2 separate regions of the Mus musculus genome follow, and region 1 is linked to region 2. Evidence: chromatin loops called from intact Hi-C (ENCODE). Cell type or tissue: gastrocnemius. All regions are shown on one strand. Links, peaks and the distances in the headings refer to the core of each region. The heading gives the core; the rest is flanking DNA. Region 1 overlaps Dclk3 (doublecortin-like kinase 3). Region 2 overlaps Trank1 (tetratricopeptide repeat and ankyrin repeat containing 1).

Region 1 (9,735 bases), core at 488-8,487, 110 kb after region 2:
CGAATGAGACAGTTATGCCAATAAGCCACATTTTTTTTTTCTGGACAGGGAAAAGGGGCCAGGAACTTAGTGTGCTCCCTTTAATTCTCCAGGCTGCAGAGCTGTGTCTGTGACCTGCCCCCACGAGTGAGCCGGCTGCAGGCAGACTGAGTCAAGCTCATTTTCTGGTGAAATGAGGTTTATGTTGTCCATTAACTCAGGTCCTCCTGTTTTTGCCAACTTTAATAGAATTGCAAGAATAATTTGGCTGTCTGCCTGCATGGTCTGAATTAGCCTCCGATAACTCTCTCGGTGGAAACTGAATTTTTATATTCGCTGGTGTTCTTGTCCCTTCTCTATTGCTTTTAAAAAAACCTTTATTATTATCAAAAATTTTTTTGGCTAATATATTCACTGACGTATCCCAGACTTGCCTCAAGCTTGTTGCGTAGCCCGAGGATGACCCTGAACATCTGATCATCTCGCCTCTATCTCGCTTGTGCTGGGGTTACAGGCGTGTGCCACACCTGGTGTATGGGAATGAAGGCAGGATTCCAGCGTGCTAGGCATGCATGCTGCAAACTGAGTTACAGGCCCCATTATTCAGTCTTTTTGTTGTTTCTGTCTTCTGGGTCTGAATGGAGGCATTTTTCCCACTTGATGACCAGACTCTCAACAGAGTCTTTGTTCTTTCCTTTGCTGTTTTTCCTGAACCCTTTAAGCAGGAGCGATTCTTCTGAGAGCTCTGGGTAGGTCCTGTGAGCTGGGCCGAATAAGATAGTCCACCAGTTACCCACGCCCACAGTTTTCACATGCAAGATTAGGGGTACCTAGGGACTAGTTTTACTTGGGGACAGTTGGTTTACCTTGTATTTTCTGACCAGGACAAGATCCTGGGATCTGTCTGTGGCTCAGCTTGTTCTCACAGTGCGAGGGATGGACCAGGCAGCAGTGTGTCACTGGAGAGTGAGCTCCGTGGCTGGTTGAGAATGGGAAGTTGCTCTGGGAAGTAGAAACTGTAATGGTGATGTGTTCGGTGTAGACAAATATCTCTGAGAGGTTAAGCAGACGCAGATCTTTGTAGAATTAAATATCACAGCTGAGATCTTTGAGTGCTTTAAGGCAGTGGTGTGTGTGTGTGTGGGGAGAGAAAGAGAGAGAGAGAGAGAGAGAGAGAGAGAGAGAGAGAGAGAGAGAAAGGGTGATGGCAAACTACAGATTAGCTGTAATTTTTCTTTTTAACAGTTTTCATCATTCACATTTACATGCATGCATACAACATATTAGGAGCAGATTCATCTCCTACAAGCATCTTGTCCCCTCCTGATGCTGCTCACTCTATTTTTCCCAACTAGTCTCTCTCCCTGCCATATTTATATATTTTCTATATGTGTGTGTACTTGTATGTGTGTACAAGTCTTGTGTGGGTGAATAGCTATAGTATTTTCAGCTCAACACACAATCTGTTCATGGCTACCAGACCAGTTGGCATTTAGAACTTTTTTTGATTTTGATAAAAAAAAAAAAAGGTCAGTTTTATTCTCTCCAAATAAACTTTGGTTGGCATCAGGACCTCTGAAACCTGTGACATCACATCGGCGGGACCCACAGACCTTTTCCCAAGGCAACAGCCACCATATTCCCAGAATCCACTTGGCTCACCTCCCACCTTTACCAGTGTTACATCATTACCCATACACAAAGAAAGCTCCCTCCCACCTTTTTCTCTCTCTTCTCCACTTCTCTTTCCGCTGCCATCTTCCTTGCCCCCCTCTCTCCCAATAAACCTCTTACATGTGGAACTGTTTTGGCCTGGTGTGCAGACTCAAGCTGCTATTCTAACACATCAAATTTTATGCATGTACAAGTATATATATGTGTGTGCGTGTACATGTGTACATGTACAGCTTCAAAAACAGCAGGAAGCTGTGTGTGAGCCATCTTTTGTGTATGAGGTAATGCCTTGCTCTTCCTGGGTGATCTGTCGGTGATCACTTGTTGAAACAGGTGTCTATCACACTCATGAAACACGTTTGTCCTTTTTCAGCCTAAGTCAGTTTGGCATATCATGTCTAGAGTCTAAACATTATCCAGTGCCAGGCTTTTGGTTTTCTTCAGACAAAGATGAGGCTTCTGCTGGACTTGACAACTTCTGTTGTCTGGGCTTAGATAGATACCATTTCCGAGCTTGTTGATAGAGAATAATTATGTTGCAAATGTGTTTGGTTTTTCCAAGATTCAGTATTCACCACTGTTGCCATGGTGACCAGCATCCATCAGTTGGTGTTCTTCACTTACCTACATGTGCTGTCAAATCAACGCTTCCTTTCTTTAAGAGATGGCTGCTGGCTCTCTATTAGACCTATCTTTGCTAAGCCTGGGGGATGCTTATTTTAACACCAACTTCTGACGGAGCAACGGATTATAAGTACAGCTGCTTTTTACAGACATTTTCTGTGCACACTGAAAGCTCTTAATGAATGTAGCTGCTTCTCATGATGTTTTAATCAACAGAAATATTTACATCTGATAATTAGGCCCCGGAGTAATGTTTCAGGCCTCCTGTATGGCAAGTTCATCTGGTCGCACTGATCTCATTTCCTGATATTAGGATTCTTCTACCCTTAGGGTTATTTAGACTCCTGAGATCTTACAAAGAAAGTTTTAATTATGAGACTTTCCAGCTTGCAGAAATATCCATGTTAATTGCTTCTTCTGCCTGTATGTGGTCCCCTGGAGGGAATGGGATTGTGTTGACTGAATCCCAGGGAAGGAGGGAGGAAGCCACAGGAGCCTGAGAAGAGGTGGTAATTAGACCAGCTCACCCAGGACGGGGAGTGTACAGGCCAGGTATCCTCAGCCAAGACATCTGTGTGAGCGGGCGGTGATGGAAGGGACGTTAGGCTCTAGCAGAGTCCTTCCAGAATCATCTCCTCCAGTGGGGCGGGGGGAAGAGTTGAGTCTTCTTCAGGGGAGGAGCTGAGAGGAGTGAGATGGGCTGGCGACCAGTTGTTCCTCTTCCTCACATGTGGAGTGCTGCCTTTCCTGGGTCTTGTCACTGTTCCCAGGTACTACAGCTCTGAGTGCTTGGAGTAGCAGAAATGGAGGTGGCATTGTAGGGACAGGTCACAGCTTGGGTGAAGACAAAGGCAGATCCTTTCTTGTTGGTTCCAGGATGAAGTAGGTTTGTCTGGCCATCTCACTACTGAATATGGCTGGAACTGCACACTGGTAAGTATGTGTTCTTGAGGGTGATAAGGAAAGCCTCGGGCAAGAAGGACCCACAGGGTGAGAAGGACACACACATCTCTTGCCCATTCTTCATCTGACATAAACGTCTTCCACCATTTTGTTGACCTTAATTCTCCATGTCCTTTTCCCCTCTCCCTTCTGCTACGATATACAAGTCGGTCTCAGTGGTAGCAATTCTCCGTGATCCACAGGCATTTCTTCTACCAGCTCTTACTCTCTCTCCTAAGCTAGAAGCTAGGCATGCACTCTTGTTTTCTTATTAATGCCCCAGGCATTAACAATTTTAAACATTGGTAATAACCACGGCGGCGCCTCTCATCAGGCCAGACTTCATGAAATTAAGGAACACAGATTTCAGCAATAACATGGAGTCACAAGAGACAGAGTTAGATGAAACAGGGCTTTAGTCCAGGTCATTTTGTTAGCGAATGCTAGCGATATCTTGTGGCCACCTTCCTAGGAGAATGTGTTCTCGGAAGCCCTTTGAAGATTGGAGATTGAATTTCTCAAGATTCTTTGAGTTGGAAAAAGCAGCTAAGTAGAGCTCTTCTGTGAGTTTCTGAGATCTTAGCTCTCCCTAGGCTCGGTTGTTTCTGGAAGAGCCTGATTCATCTTCTGCAAGGCCTGTCGGTTGGGGGTGATGTAAGATCAGGGGAGGAAGCTGGGGCTGGGGCTGAGGTAAACTCCCTGTTGTGTTTTGGCATCCAGCTGAAGTGAATAGGGTCAGGTGATCCTCCCTGTGGATGGGTTGGGATGGTGGGCAAGGAGAGAGGACTCTGGTGTCCTGACCTACAGCTAGTTAGTGTGCAACTCGTCTTTTTGATGGAGGAAGAAGACTCCAGGGTAATTATTGCAGCGTGAGCTTGACTGAGTTCAGGGGATCAGGGATGGTGAAAATATGCATGTAGTAGATACGGGTATCTGTTTCAAGATTCATAGTGCATGTGTGTGTGTGAAGGAGATCACAAAATTGAAGTTGCTGAAGGGGTGTGTAGAAATGGACTGTGTGTTTTTTAAGTGGGGAGGATTGGCTGTGTGGTGATGGAGCCAGTCTACAGGCTGGGGAGCTGACTCCCAGAGAGAGCAGCAGGGCGACTGAGCTGGAAGCCGCTGTTCCTCATCTCCTTTGATTCTCATCTTCCTTCTCCAGTGACACAACGGTGATGTGAAGTACAGAGAAATATGAAGCTATCAGATTCAATTTAGGAGACAAGGCTGTCTGACTGTCCTCCTTCAGCAGGCTGCCCTCAGCTAAAAACACAAGTGGCCTAGAGGCTGCTGTGCTCTGGCCTGCATGGCTCCCTGGCGTGGCCATTTTCAGACACCCTTTGTTTTTGTTGATCTTCCTTTCCCACACCCCTCCCCAGGACCCCCATCCTCCTCTTGCTGGTCCCCCTCCTCCTGGGTATTTTATTATTTTCTTTATCTCCTGCCTCTTGCTCCCCACCCCAGGAAGCCTCTTTTCCTCCTCTGGTATGACCTGTACTCACCCTCTCTACACACAAATATAAATATGAAAGTCTAGGATCTGTGTTGGAGAAAACATGTGGCATTTATTTTTCTGAGTCTAGGTTGCTTTGTCTAATGTAATAATACCCAATTCTGTTTATTTTTTTTCTACCAACGTCATGATCCCATTCTTCCTATGGCTGCATAAAGTATCGCTGTGTATTGAGCCACATTTTCATTCTTCTTTTTTTGGGTGATGGACACCTAGGCTGGTTCCATTTCCTGGCTACTGTGAACAGCGTGATGGTCAGGGGATGACGGTGCCTTTCATGTTCCAGTGTCAATTAGTGTGGGGCACTGGCATTTTGATATGGCGTGGCTTCTAAGATCACTTCAGTCCTTGTTAGTTGGAAATGTGCTTTGGAGGGAAACGGCCTAAAGAACCTTGAAGATTCAAGCAGGAATTTAGCAGAGATAAACAAGCCTCTTCCAAGCCTAATGTTGAAGGGTGCCTGGTTGCTGGTCTGTACTCTGCTGCCCCCTTCTGCTTAGAGATTAAATGTACATTTTAGATTTTATTTATTAAGGCATGTTTGCTTGTTTTTTTGGAGATAGGGTCTTCATTGCTGTACAGTGGAAAGTGGCCTGGAATTCTCTACCTTCCTGAGTGCTAGGCTTACAGGCATGCACCTCATAACTGACTGCATAACCGTGCTTAAATTGATAAACTGTGGAAGGGCAGAGTGGAGGCCAACTGATGACAACATAAAGATCTCTCTTGAGGGACACGCATGTAACTCAGTTGATAGAGTACTGGATGCATGAAGCCCTGGGTTTGATCCCTAGCACTGTGTTAACTAAGCATGGTGGTGCACACCTATAATCCGAGAACTTGGGATCTGGAAGTGGGAGGATCAGGTGTTCAAGGTCATCCTGAGCTAACTGGTTTGTTCTACATGATACCCTAACTCAAAAAAAATTTTTTTTCTTGAGATTTTGGGGCACATGTGGAGTTATCCAATCCTTCCATCACTAATGCAGACCACCTGGATTCCAAGCAGGACACTCTGGTGTGGCTGGAAAGGGGAGCATAGACAGACAGACCAGTCAGTCATTCATTCTGTGTGCAGCCATCACTTAATAGACTGTCTGTCAGAGCCCTGGATCAGCCCAGCAAGAACATGGCTTAGAACAGCAGGGTTTGATAAACTTGGAGACGTGGGTTGGGGGTAAGCGGATTCACAGGCAAGTAGATCCAGGGCAGGATGGCTTCCAAACCCAGGAAAGCCAGAAAAGCTTCTTGAGACATAGACATTGAAGTGGACATTTAATGGGGCCTTTGGCTGCTTGGCCAGATGAGAGTCCTGAGTGTTCCCTATCTCCACAGTCGAAACCAAGCCACATAAAGGACTTGCCAGGAGTCCTGGGATCATAGCTTAGAGAATTCAGAAAGCCAGTTTGGGGTTGGGGTGAGGTGGGCGGTTCACGGTCCTTGCTTCCCATCTTTGGAAAGGATGCATTCCTATTTACTGTCATCCCAGAGGGGATACTGAGAAAGCAGATAGGGATGGACTTATGGGTCATCAGGAATGGATATGTGATGAACTGGTGTCTGGTGGAGAGAAGTGTTAGACAAGTTTCCTGTTCGGGTGGAGGTCTGACTTGAAGGTAAGACAGGTATTAAGGTGAAGCAATATATTAAGGTGCCAAAACACTCACACATGGCATAGCCTTAAGTGGAATGAAGCTGTTTACATAGTGAAGCCAGCAACAGCCTCGAGAAGAGCTGAGGAGACAGGTCATTGGGTAAAAGTGCTTGCTGTGAAGGCAAGAGAACCTGAGTTCAAATCCCTGGCACCCACGTAAATGCTGGCCATGACTGTGCACGTATAATTGATGTGTTGGAGAACAGAGACAAGTGGGTACCAGGAACTTGCTGGCCAGCCAGTCTAGCTGAAACTAAGTTCAATGAGGGATCTGTCTTATTAAATAAGATGGAGGGGTGGGGCAGCCAATGTCCTCATCCTTGCATGGATACCTGTATCTACACACTACATACCTGTATCTACACACTACATACCTGTATCTACACAGGTACATACCTGTATCTACACAGGTACATGCCTGATGTATTGCCTCTCACAAAAATAAATAGATAAACACAGAAGAAAACAATAATAGACAATGCTGAGACTAGTAAAGAAACCATAACAGTAGAACCGGAGTCTTTAACACACCAGTCCTTCCCAGCAATGGGCGGTGTTCCAGGTGGGAAAAGCTGAACTCTGAAGAGACAAGAACATGATATTATGTTTTAGACAGGCTCATAGAGTCATTTAAAACTGATGTGCTGTTTTGAAGGCATATACAGGACACCAAACACAATACAATCTTAAATCAAAGCTTGAGTTTCTGGGGTAGGCTTTGGAATTGTGGGTTTCCAATTACTTTTTTTGATAGAAGTACCCATTTTATTTTGATGTATTGAATTGGCCAGATACTTTTGATTCTGATCATTTGGCTAGAAATATTTGCAAATATTTTTGTGGGGAACATTTTTTCTCAACAATTCTGTAGTCATATGATGGATGGAGACAGTCCATCTGGCAGTTCCATATGGAATTGCCAACACTATTTTGTGTTCCTTTCCTTCCCAACTAGACTTTCTAGCCCAAATTATTCCATTGTCTCTTTCAGGCTGCATCTGCCTCTGTGCGCAGAGTGAGCAGAACTCGGCTTTGGGTCCGAAACTATGGTTTGTTCTTGGCCAGGTTAACTTAGGAGCCAGTGATGTGAAGAGGCTTGGAAGGGGGCTGCAGGACACCCTGACTGGGATTAGGACACCCTGACTGGGATTAGGACACCCTGACTGGGATTCCCAGGTTCTCTAGCATGGAAATGGATCCGGGATACACAGATAGTGGTAGAAACAGAGAGAGTTTATTAAGGAAGAAAAGCACTTTATAGAATGGAAATGAGCTGGAGTTAGGTAAGGGTCAGAAGCCCAGTGGTTCCCGGATGGGCAGGCAGGGATGTGTGCACCACATTCCATGCTTTCTTGGGTTTTTCAGCCTTCCCCTTTGTCATTGTTTCTGCTCATATACCAGTCTTGACCTGGACTCAGCAATTAAGATACATGCAGCTTGTGGAGACGTCAGCTATGGGGTCGGGGGAGGCAGGGGCAGGGGCAGGAACCTCATGTGTGACACTATGATGTCATCAGGATCTCCCTCAAGCTGCATGCATCTTGAACTTGGAGCAAGACGGTACTGGGTTTGACCCTCATCATTTGCTCTATGTGGAGTGTAACGTACATTTGTTTATCTGTAGTGGGGTGGGAGCATGTGCCGCCATCCTATGTGGAGGTTAGAGTCAGGTTCTCTCTCTTCCCACCCTATGGGTTCTATACCCACTGAGCCATCTCACTGTCCCTCTAGACCACTGCTTGTTCTTAGTTTATGTTCAGAGTATCAGGACTCCTTGTTAGAACACAGCGGTGTCTGGTGGAAATGGTTTCCATCTGCACTGTCCAGCACGGTACTCAACTCACAGGTTGCTCTTGGACAAACACATGTGCCCAGTGCAGCTGAGAAACTGAGCTTTAATCAATGAATTCTTAATATCACATTTGATAACACACGAAGCTGAACTGGATTGTGCAGTGAACCTGACTCTGGTCCTTTGGTTGAAAATGTCAGCAGCTACTTTGACTTGGTTGCACACACACACTACTGTCTCAGTGTCCCTGGTTGCACACACACACACACACACACACACACACACACACACACACACACACACAACTGTCTCAGTGTCCCTGGTTGCACACACACACACACACACACACACACACACACACACACACTACTGTCTCAGTGTCCTAGGGTTCACATACAGACTATGGTCTCAGTGGTACAGGTTACACACACACACACACACACACACACACACACACACACACACACACACTACTGCCTCAGTGTTCCTTCTTTATTTCCATCGCAGTTTTAATGCTTTGGACCTTCTGATCCCTTCTAGGTTCAGCGAAATGAAGACAAGTCTATCACCTTGAAGCTGGCTGATTTTGGCTTGGCCAAATATGTGGTGAGGCCTATATTTACTGTGTGTGGGACGCCAACATATGTAGCTCCTGAAATTCTTTCTGAGAAAGGTAAGTGTTACCCTTTGCTCTTTGGTACTTAAGCTTTGCAATTGACAAATGCCTTACTGATTCCAGCAAGGAACTGTTACAAAATCTCAGAGAGCTGAAACTCAGGCTTGATAAATATTTATTTATTTATTTATTTATTTATTTATTTATTTATTTATTTAAATTGTGTGCATGCATGCATCTCTCTGGGTATGTGCATGCATCTTTCTCTCTCTGTCTCCATCTTCATCTCTGTCTCCCTCTCTCCCCCCTCCCCCAGTGTGTGTGTGTGTGTGTGTGTGTGTGTGTGTATGTGTGTGTATGTGTGTGTAGGCAGGACAATGATGAAAAATAGAAAAGGGGGAGAAATCTACTCAACGAAGGCCATTTGTACCCAGATCTAACACTATGGGAGAAAATGGAAACATTTCTTATGCTAAAAGTTTAAAAATTCCTTGGTGAACTTCCCTTCAAAGGCAAAAGAGATCTCATTTCAGACTCCACAAATATCCATTCTTCATTTGTATAGATTCCAATGAACTACTTTGGCAATATAAACAGGAAATATATGGAAGATAACTTGCTGTGGCATTATGAAGTGAATTTACCCGTTAGCTGAGACAGAGATTCTGGGTGGCTTGAAAGCTTGGTCATGGGTAGGAGGCAGGGTAGTTCCCAGGAGCTGTGAGGAGGAGACAGAGCTTGTGTGAGGTTTCAGTGGAGACTTGAGAAGTCTTACTGCCTTTAGAGTCAGTGGGTTGGGTAGGCGGAGCCTAGACTTATCCCAAACAGGAAGTGTTTAGATTTTGAATGACAGGTGTCTGAGAACAGTGGAAGACATAGGACATTGTAATGCAAGCAAAGATGAATTAGATAAGAGACAAAGCAAATTAGTGTGAGTGTGT
Region 2 (9,735 bases), core at 1,085-9,084:
GCAAGAGAGTGAAGCCTGTGCAGGAGGAGCCACAGTGGAGCCAGCAGGGGACAGCCAAGGAGCAGAGGGATGTGTGCCGGACCACCCACACCAGCTGGAGCATCTACATCAGATCTTTGTGACGAAGAACCATGTCCTGTGCCAGGAGGTGCAAAGAAATTTTATTGAGCTCTCCAAGTCCACCAAGGCCACCAGTCACTATAAACCACTGGATCCCAATGTCCACAAACTCCAGGACCTGAGGGATGAAAACTTCCCTCTGTTTGTGACTTCTAAACAGCTTCTCCTCCTGCTCGATGCCTCTCTGCCAAAACCTTTTTTTCTGAGAAACGAAGATGGAAGCTTAAAAAGAACCATTGTAGGATGGTCCACACAGGAAGAGTTTAGCATCCCCAGCTGGGAAGAGGATGATGAAGAGGTTGAGGCAGATGGGAACTACAATGAGGAGGAGAAAGCTACAGAAACACAAACAGGGGACAGTGATCCCCGGGTGTATGTGACATTTGAGGTGTTCACCAATGAGATATGGCCCAAAATGATCAAAGGGAGAAGTTCCTACAACCCAGCACTGATTTGGAAAGAGATAAAATCATTCCTGAAGGGTTCTTTTGAGGCTCTTAGTTGTCCCCATGGGAGACTGACTGAAGAAGCCTATAAGAAATTAGGGAGGAAACGATCCCCCAATTTTAAGGAAGATCGGAGTGAGATCTACAGCCTCTTCTGCCTGTATCAACAGATCAGGTCCCAGAAAGGGTATTTTGATGAAGAGGACGTCCTGTACAACCTGTCCTGGAGGCTGTCGAAGCTCAGGGTGCTCCCCTGGTCCATCCATGAGCTTTATGGTGATGAGATTCAGGACTTCACCCAAGCAGAGCTGGCACTGCTGATGAAATGCATCAATGACCCCAACGCCATGTTCCTTACTGGAGACACTGCCCAAAGCATAATGAAAGGCGTGGCTTTCCGTTTCAGTGACCTGCTCTCTCTGTTCCACTATGCCAGCAGAAGCACAGTAGACAAGCAATGTGCTGTTCGAAAGCCCAAGAGGATCCATCAGCTGTACCAGAATTACAGATCTCACTCAGGTACCTCGGGCCTTAGGGGAGGGGCTGGAGCATTGGTCTTGAGCTAAGTCTGTATCAGAAGAAAGAGCTAGTGGTTTGAAATTTGTTAGTTGATAATGCTCCCGAGCAAGAGAACTTAGGATTTTTGCCAGCACTCATCTGTAAATAGATCACTGAAGATGTAGTGATAGAAATGAATCTTAAATGACTGTGTATTCATGATGTAATGGACATTTCAGGAGAGCATTTAAAGTGCGATGTAAGCCCTTGCTCACTAACACTCCTTTGTAGTAGCACCAGTCATCTGGCCAGAGATCATTTGCTCTAATGTGATAGAAATTGTTGATGACAAGAAGCATGTTTACAGTAGTAGGGAGTGACAGCAGGCAGGCAGGCAGGAGCCACAGCAGGTGGCACTGTGGACGTGCACAGAAGTCCTGCTGGCATTAAGTGGTAGGACCTTTAACTCTAAAAATGTTACAGCTCTAGTGTAGGCCTGGGAAGTCAATTTTTTTCTTTTTCTTTTTCTTTTTAATTTGAAATTTAAGTAAATTTAAATATAAGTATATCACTTAGCCTTGATTATGCTCCCCAAGTCTCCCATCTGCCCCTTCTCTCAAATTCATGGCCTCTTTTTCTTTAATGATTATTGTTATACACACACACACACACACACACACACACACACACACACACTCTACTCAATCTGTTTAGTGTTTGTCATGGGGTAGCCCCAGCAGTTGACAGGTTCCTGGTGAGGGAGGAGTCAGGCATGGTGATCAAGGGAGTCTTGCAGCTCTGACTGACTAGCAATCAGGCTGCTTCTTTATTTATGGAGATTTTTACAGAACAAAGATAGACTCATGATTCTTCAAAAAGTACAGATTATATCACTTTGTCTCTGGACATGTGCTTGATTATTCATTACATGTTTGGGTTTATGAACAAAGCAAACATATTTATTATATGACAGCCTGCTTTTAGGCTGACAGTATTTGCAGCTTGAAAGTATTCCAGACAAATAGAAAATATTTGGTCTTTTTATGGATAGCAAAAACTGATACCTAATTCCTTTTTCTTATATCCTTTTATCATCCACTCTATTAAGTAGGAAAAGTTATTTTAGTCAATATGTCTTATTTACTGAGTTCTAGTCCTCCAGGGGCAAACTCTGTGTGAGTGCCTATCTTTAAACTACATTTTTAGAAAGCCCTAAGCATATTCTAAAAAGAGGCCTTTGATGTATTACCAATTCTCCTGACCAGTTGGAGTTTGTCAACTATTTCTAAGTTTACTCTGTTTCAATTATACTGTTTGAGTTTGATCAGGGATGGATATCCCAAGATTACTGATGTCGTGTCCTCATAAAGAAATTCCTAGTGTTTTTGCCAGATAAAGTTATTTCCCTAAAGGGAGAAGGAATAGGAAGCTTAGGGCTTTCCTAAGTAGACTCCGATGTAATTTTCTTGGGAAAAGACATAAAATGAACCATAATGCAGAAAGTCCCTAAGAATGGAACAAGAGTGGAACACACAGAGACTAAAACCTAAAAGCGAGAGACAGAATGACAGAGATCACAGCATTTGGCTCAGCGCTGCTGCAACTGTGTCAGACAGCTGTGCTGGCTTCAGGATTTTTGCCATTTCCGGTTGAGATAGCTGTTCCAAATATTGTTTGTGTGTGTATGTTTTCAGGACTGATCAGTAGGTTTTAGATAACCAAATAGTGGGTTTATCCCTGAGAAAGGCTAACTCCCCTCTCTCTGCACTCCAGCAATAGTGTTGGGCTCCACTTCCCCCTTCCGTAGTAGCATGCTTGCTGGTGTTAACACTGTTCAGGGAACAAGGCTGAAAGTCAGGAATGTTTTATCCTTGGCAGCTTTAGGTGGGTTCAGGTACCGAGACTCCTTACCTCTTGACAGTGGCTAATGTTATAACTCCCAGGCCTGAAGTCTCGGAAGCCATTGGCCCTAAAAGCTTGACAGCTCTTTGGAATCCTAAGCCACCTGGGCCTGCAGTGTCTCTTTGGCTCTTTAATGGCCTTTCTCCTTCTGCAACCTCAGTTCTCTCCATCTATCTGATTACTCCATCCCACTTGCCCCTGTCCTGACTGCTCTGCTGAACTCAGGGCCTCTTCTTCATTGGCCAGCTGCTTGTCATCTGCTCAACTGCCTCTACTGTTATAGCCTCTCTCCTGCTATTGCCCTCATGGCACAGGGCTGCCTCAATTGACTGACTGCTTCTTTCTTCATTACCAGTCCAGTCTGATGCAAAGCAAAGGAGAAAAGGCCTTTTATTGTGCCTAATATTGTGACACCATGGAAGGGAAGCTGCTTAGGAGGATGTCTCTCAACTACTTGAGCCAAGCAGCCTGCTTATTGGCCAGAAAAGGGGTGCTTGCACCAATCACAGCACACTTTGAATGCAAACAAAGGTTGGCTCTGTAGTGCCAGAATTATTCTTCCTCTGGAGTAGGTGGAAATGGTTGCAGGGACATCTAGAGGTTATTGAACCTTGTTGTAGCAAAGTCCCCTAGAAACTGTTTGAAAGAGTTCTGATTGACTGAAGCTATGTCTCCAGGAATTGGGGCAGTTGGCTGCCATCATTGTATAGTTTTCTCAAGGCATTCATGGAATTCAAAATGGCTGGTTCTGGTAATTCTGCTGGCTGTTTGACAGTCCTTTTAATTAAGATGGCCAGGGCAGCAAGAGAGAGACCAGCAGCTGCCAATTAGGGAATCAAACTGCCTGCCTCCCAACTTCCTTGCTTATTTAGAAGACATTAAAAAATTTATTAATGCTGACTGTGGTGGTACACATTTTTAATTCCAGCACTCTGTAGCCAGAGGCAGGCAGATCTCCTTGAGTTCAAGGCTAGCCTGATTAACATAAGTTCCAGGTTAGCCAGAGCTACATAGTGAGATCCTGTCTCAACAAGAAAAGCAAACAGAGAAAGAAACAAACAAAAAAACCTTACCATTAACTCTAATAATGACTAGAATAGCATTTTAATGATGCTTAACACTTGCCCAGTGCCACCAGGAAAAGATGAGTCCACTTTATCAGCTTAAAATAAGTAATGTTTGGTTAATAATTCATCAGTCCTTAAAATAGTTTTTTTTTTCTCAAAGAAGCCAATTGGGAGATAATATACACTTGAACACTTTCTCTTTTCCTTTTGCATTTTTCATGTGCTGTGTATGTGTGTAGGCATATCTACAAGTGTATTGGTACACATGTGTGGGTGTGTAGATAGGTATACATGCATGTGTGTGTAGAAGACCAAGGCTGAAGTTGGGAGTGAGTCTCCCTTGATCCTTCTCCAACTTAATCATTAAGGCAGCCATCCTTTATTGTTTTCTTCCTGTCACTTATCTTTCTGTTTCTATGGTGTTGTCTGTTATAGACATCTCTTGTGACTTGAAAGGTACAACGAGTGCATATTTTACTTAATTTTGTATGATTTATTTTACTTAATCTTTTCAAGATTTATCAAAGATATATCCAAATATAGTGTGTGTGTGTGTGTGTGTGTGTGTGTGTGTGTGTGTGTGTGTGTGTGTTTCCTTTTCATGGTTGGCCTGTCTTATTCCTTATGTATGGTAATATCAAAAATTACTTACCTAGTTTCCTGGAGAATATTTAAGTGAATTCCAGTTGTTCAGCAAAGTACTTTTATGCCCCTCTTGGGCTCCTCCATCAGTGTAAATTTTTGGCCATTGCTAGTTCTTAACTAACAGAAAATGACAGTGGCAACAGATTTTCTTAGGAACAGCAGTTGATAATTATGTTCATTATTACTATATATTGGAAATTTGTAAGAATTAAAGAATTAGGTAATACATTTTATCTTCACTATTTGATAATAGTTGTGACAACACATGCAGTTTTTCAGTGCTCTGCCTTAATCTACTTGGTGTTAGGCAATGACAGATGGCTTCTAAGGGAATTAGAGAGACCCAAGAAGATAGGTATCCAGTGTACTTGAGATCCCATCACTTAGAGGGGGTTAGTTATTTCTCAGGCGGTGGAATCCATTAGTAACATCTCCATGGTTTTGTCTGGCCCATTGGGTTCTTGTAATGGTTTTATGGAGTGATTGTTATGAGGGTGACTATTGTATCTCAGACTTTAGTCAGGATTACTTTACAGCACTGATAAGAAATGAGACCTGATTGGGGAAAGGAAAAAAAAAACTTTTTGAAAAGTCTGTTCTCTAGTTCTGACAATTTCCCTTTGTACAGTCCTATTTCAGCTGTGTAAACCTGGAGAATTAGGATGATAGAGGCCTTGGTTGTCTCCAGTTAACAATTCCTCATGCTCTTACCATGGAAATGTTGCTTCTAGTGCTGTGGGGACCAATGGGAGGAAACAGTGATTCTTGATTTCCTATCATATTCTTACCATATTTATATAGACATTCTAGTACCTTTAGTTGTAGTGACATGTCTGCCTTGAGTTATTTAGCAGTGATCTTTCTGTTATCATCAGAAGTTGAAATTGAGGGCCCATAAACCCTCTTGGTTCAGTAACACATTTCTGCCTTTATCTACTACACCCAGAGTGATAAGAAGTTATAACTCGGGGCTACAATAACATGAATAAATTAATCAATGAAAAAAAAAAGAAGTTATAACTCATTGTTAACTGAGTGGGAACTGTATATAAGCTTGAAATAAAGTGTACTGTCAGGGTAGCCGGTTAGTTCAGTCGGTAGAGCATGGGACTCTTAATCACAGAGTCCTGGAGTCATGCCCCATGTTGGGTGCCATCTGTTGCATGTAATTGTAATAAACCATGCTAGTTCTGGCTAGGCTCTGGGACTAGCAGCTGTCTGCCTGCTAGCTAATGCTTTTCCCACAATGTTAAGAGTGCCTTCCCAACTATGCTCTGAGAACAGCCAGTGACCATCCCAGTTTCACTCAGCTCCCACACTAGCTCTCCCAGTGTCTGCTTGCCATTTGCCCAGTGCCACAATGGCTGCCTTACCCAGCTCTCTTTGGCCCAGTGGAAGGAAAACACTAGAGACTTTTATATTTTAAAACTGACCAGATAACTCAAAGGTTAGGTGAAGAATATCCTGCCCCATCCTTCTTGGTAACTGCAGAGGCTACAAATGATTGGTGCCCCAAGAAACCTATAGCTTTCTCTCCACTTCACTGTCTGGTCTGGCTCCCAATCCTCTCTGTCCCCCTCTTCGTGTCCTGCCTGGAAATTCTTCCTTATCTTTCGCCTAGTGATTGGCTTCTGTCATCTTTATTTAGCCAATCAACAATTTGGGAAACTCCCCTTACACCAGTGGTGTATACTGGCTCCCCCATAAACAAACAAACAAACAAACAAACAAACAAACTAAACTAAATAATCAAAACCTCAGCCATGCTGTGCAGTATCTGACAGGTGCTTTCTGTTTCATCCAGGAATCCTCAATCTTGCATCTGGAGTAGTGGATTTACTTCAGTTCTATTTCCCAGAATCCTTTGATCGCCTTCCAAGAGATTCTGGACTCTTTGATGGTCCCAAGCCAACTCTCTTGGATTCTTGTAGTGTAAGTGACTTGGCAATCTTGCTGCGAGGGAACAAAAGAAAAACTCAGCCCATCGAATTTGGTGCCCACCAGGTAAGCTTCTTGGGACTGTGCATTCTGAAATAAGTCAATTTGAAGTCTTAGTCATAAAGAAGAAGAAGGTGAGTTAATATGCTCTTAATACAGAATGAGTCTGTGCTTGAGAGAGGCCATTGACTATCTCCCCAGTCCGAGATGACCAAGTCAATCCTGGCCAGTTCTCTTTAGAGCCATTACTTGTTTTACAGGGAAACACCAAACTTCCCTTTATTTGTCTTTGTAGAATCTGATATTATGTGGGTTTGTTCTATTTTAGGTGATTCTTGTTGCCAATGAAAAGGCTAAGGAGAAAATCCCAGAGGAGCTGGGGTTAGCTCTCGTGCTAACTGTTTATGAGGCCAAAGGGCTGGAGTTTGACGATGTCCTCCTTTACAACTTCTTTACTGACTCTGAGGTACGTGCGCCACACTGGGTTCTCCTCACACAGTGCAGGTCTGTGCCTGAGTGGGGCTTCTGCTCTGAGGCCAAGAGTTTGGTACAGGTGCCTGTGTCTGTTGTAGAGCATCTTGCCCTTAGGGTGAGGTTTAGGAGTCGATGGGGTGGGGGTCGAGAATAGCTCTGAGCTGCTACGGGTTACTTTTCCATGTACATATCCCTGGCTCTCTTATATTCATGTTTTCTGAATGACCAGTACTCAAGGCCAGATTTTATTAGCTGCTGTTATCATGGGCTCCCAGGGGTGTCTAAGTTGGAACAAGTTCTAAGGAGAGCCATACATGAGGGCCAGGTTAGCAATGTCCACCCTATAAGGGCAGAATTGGGCAAAGTCAGGTGAAAGACAACTCCAGGAAGAGAGCGAGGCTTGTTCCGGCCTGCTGGATCAGGTAATGTGGGTGACAAGAACACTCACCCTGTCCCCAGCTCCCTTTGGCATGCTTCACTACCACAGCTTCACACATGTAGACCACAGTAGTCAGAGTCCCTGGATTCATCCCCGGTGACTTCTGTGCCAGCCATTGCCTTAGTGTGGTTCCTGAGTCCTTGCCAATTTTTTTTCTTCTTCTCTTTTAAATTTCTAAATTACTGTTGGGTGACCCACTAAGTCAAGACCATTGTCCTGTGGCTTCTAGCTACTGTTTTCTTTTCACTAACATTGTCTTTGGTGGGGACTCAGGCTGACTGCTATGGGTCTTCTTTGTGCTACAGCTTGCTGTGTTTTGGTCCCTGTTGCAGATTTTTCTGTTAAAAGCTTGGAGAGGCTGTTTTATACCTAAATTAGAGAACCTTTTAGCTTTGATACCTTAAAATTTACCACTGATATGACTCTTGAAATAGAATCCTTACTTATGTTTTTAAATCATTCTTTGATGCCATATTTGACTTAATAGTATTTATGTCTGGTACTGCAAAGATGGCCTTACCATTTAGAAGGGAATTTTTTTGAATATAGTGTCTCATCTCTCCAATGTTCTGAGGCCCTAAGGAACCTTGTTATCTTTGTTCTGTAGATAAAGCCAGAGGTTACTGGGTTAAGTAAATTGTCCATAGTTAAAATACTCATAGCAGAATCTGAAGAAATGCTTTGGGCACTAAGTATTTTTCCTTTGTCCTCCCTTCCCTCTCACCTTTGAATTGGCTTCCAGAACTTCCCACAATGAATAAATACATCATTGCCATTTCTTATGTACAGCCCCATCCTGGTAGGTTTGTTAATAAAAGCAGATGCATGCTCATTAACCCTGCTACCATTTTCATCTCTGAGGTCTAACTTTTTTTTCCTAATAACACATCCACTGGTCATGGTTGGACTGAGGCTCTCCTGAAAGAGAAAGGGGTAAGACTTTGTTGTTCCTGTCCTTTATTAAGTGCCATCTGTATGCACATGCCAGTGATAAAGTCAAAGGTCAAAGATTTAAGGATCTATGTGGGGGAGCTTTGCTTTTGAAAGAAAAAAATCAGTGACTCTTTCCACCTAACTCTGGGAATGGCACAGGCTCCTCCCTGTCCTCCCACTGATGACTCAGACTTTGTGAAATTCAGAAATACACAAAAGCAACAAACACCTAAACAGAATCTTTTGATAATATTTGCTTTATTTTGTATACATAAGGAGACCTCTAATAAATATTTTTAACAGTGTTTACTGGTGTAATGCAATTGTGTGTTCCCTGGTGCAAAGTATGCCCCCAATTCATCCTTTACAATCTCCAGACCAGAAAAAATGCTACAAGAAAAGGAAAGGAAATGCATTAGGGGGGAAAAAGAGAGGGAAGGCAGATCAGACTTCCCCACCCTCTGTGGTCTGGAATTTAGATTTTCTCTAGAGGTGACTGGATGAAAGTTTCTGAACAGTGATCAATGTTTGACATGAGGGATGGTGGAGATTGTCTGTCTTTGTGCCTGTTACTGTCCCAGGCAGCACTGCCTTGGAACACCTGGCATTTGGGCTTGGGTGGACATTTGGACCTGGGCGTGCATGGGCATGGGTGGTCGCTGTTTGTGTTCTTCTCTCTAGATTTATTTTGCCTGTTGATTCACATAATTACCAGGTTGTCAGAGTTGGGAGGCCAACCAAGGAGTGGCCACATCAGACCCTCATAGGATGTTTCTTCATCTTAGTGGAGATGGAGTAACTTTCTCAGATAACCCTAAACCATGCTTGGGAATTTAGAAGGGCAATTGCTCTTTACACCCTGTCCTGGGGGCATTCATTCTTTCACACTCATATAGGAGAGGGATGGGGGTGGTGGTGTCAGGAACCTTGAAACCCATAGACTTTGTGGGAGACTTGCTGTGGATCCAAGCTTTTTACTTGGAAGAAGCAGCTCCTTTTGGCCCCAAATGCTGCAGGTCTGTTATCCTTGCTCCAGACACACAACCTCTTCTTGTGTTCATTTTGAAATAATGATTTAAAAGAATGTTTATTTCCTGGAAATAGGTAACCACAAACCCAATGAGCAGGTTTGTTTCTCTTCCAGCAGTTTTAAAATGCGTCTGGCTTCTTTGGCCCCTTTGCCAGCCTCCCCCTTTTTGCCTCTTTGCCTGCCAAGAGAGTCCTCTTGAATGTCGTGTTTTTACCTGCTTTCCTTGCTAAATAGCTTTACAAA

The links. Peaks named below come from ENCODE experiments on the same cell type or tissue, not always from the same donor. Only the 100,000 strongest peaks of a DNase experiment are listed, where the experiment ranks them.
Region 1: a loop joins it to region 2, with 3 times the contacts of the local background. A loop is called at or near these places in 6 of 42 quality-filtered maps.

Annotation. Positions count from the first base shown.
Region 1 is chr9:111,473,900-111,483,634 of GRCm38, forward strand. Dclk3 (doublecortin-like kinase 3) reads left to right here. Exons shown (of 5, transcript NM_172928.5): 3 at 8,719-8,851. Among named protein-coding and RNA genes, the nearest start is that of Dclk3, 40 kb to the left of the region's middle. In gastrocnemius, for the core only: a CTCF peak has its summit at 5,212 (motif pointing left); a DNase peak (open chromatin) is centred at 5,211.
Region 2 is chr9:111,366,464-111,376,198 of GRCm38, forward strand. It overlaps Trank1 (tetratricopeptide repeat and ankyrin repeat containing 1), which reads left to right. Exons shown (of 22, transcript NM_001164659.1): 11 at 1-1,085; 12 at 6,483-6,682; 13 at 6,945-7,082. Among named protein-coding and RNA genes, the nearest start is that of Gm51693, 30 kb to the right of the region's middle. In gastrocnemius, for the core only: no CTCF peak of the experiment used is centred there; DNase peaks (open chromatin) are centred at 1,462 and 5,848.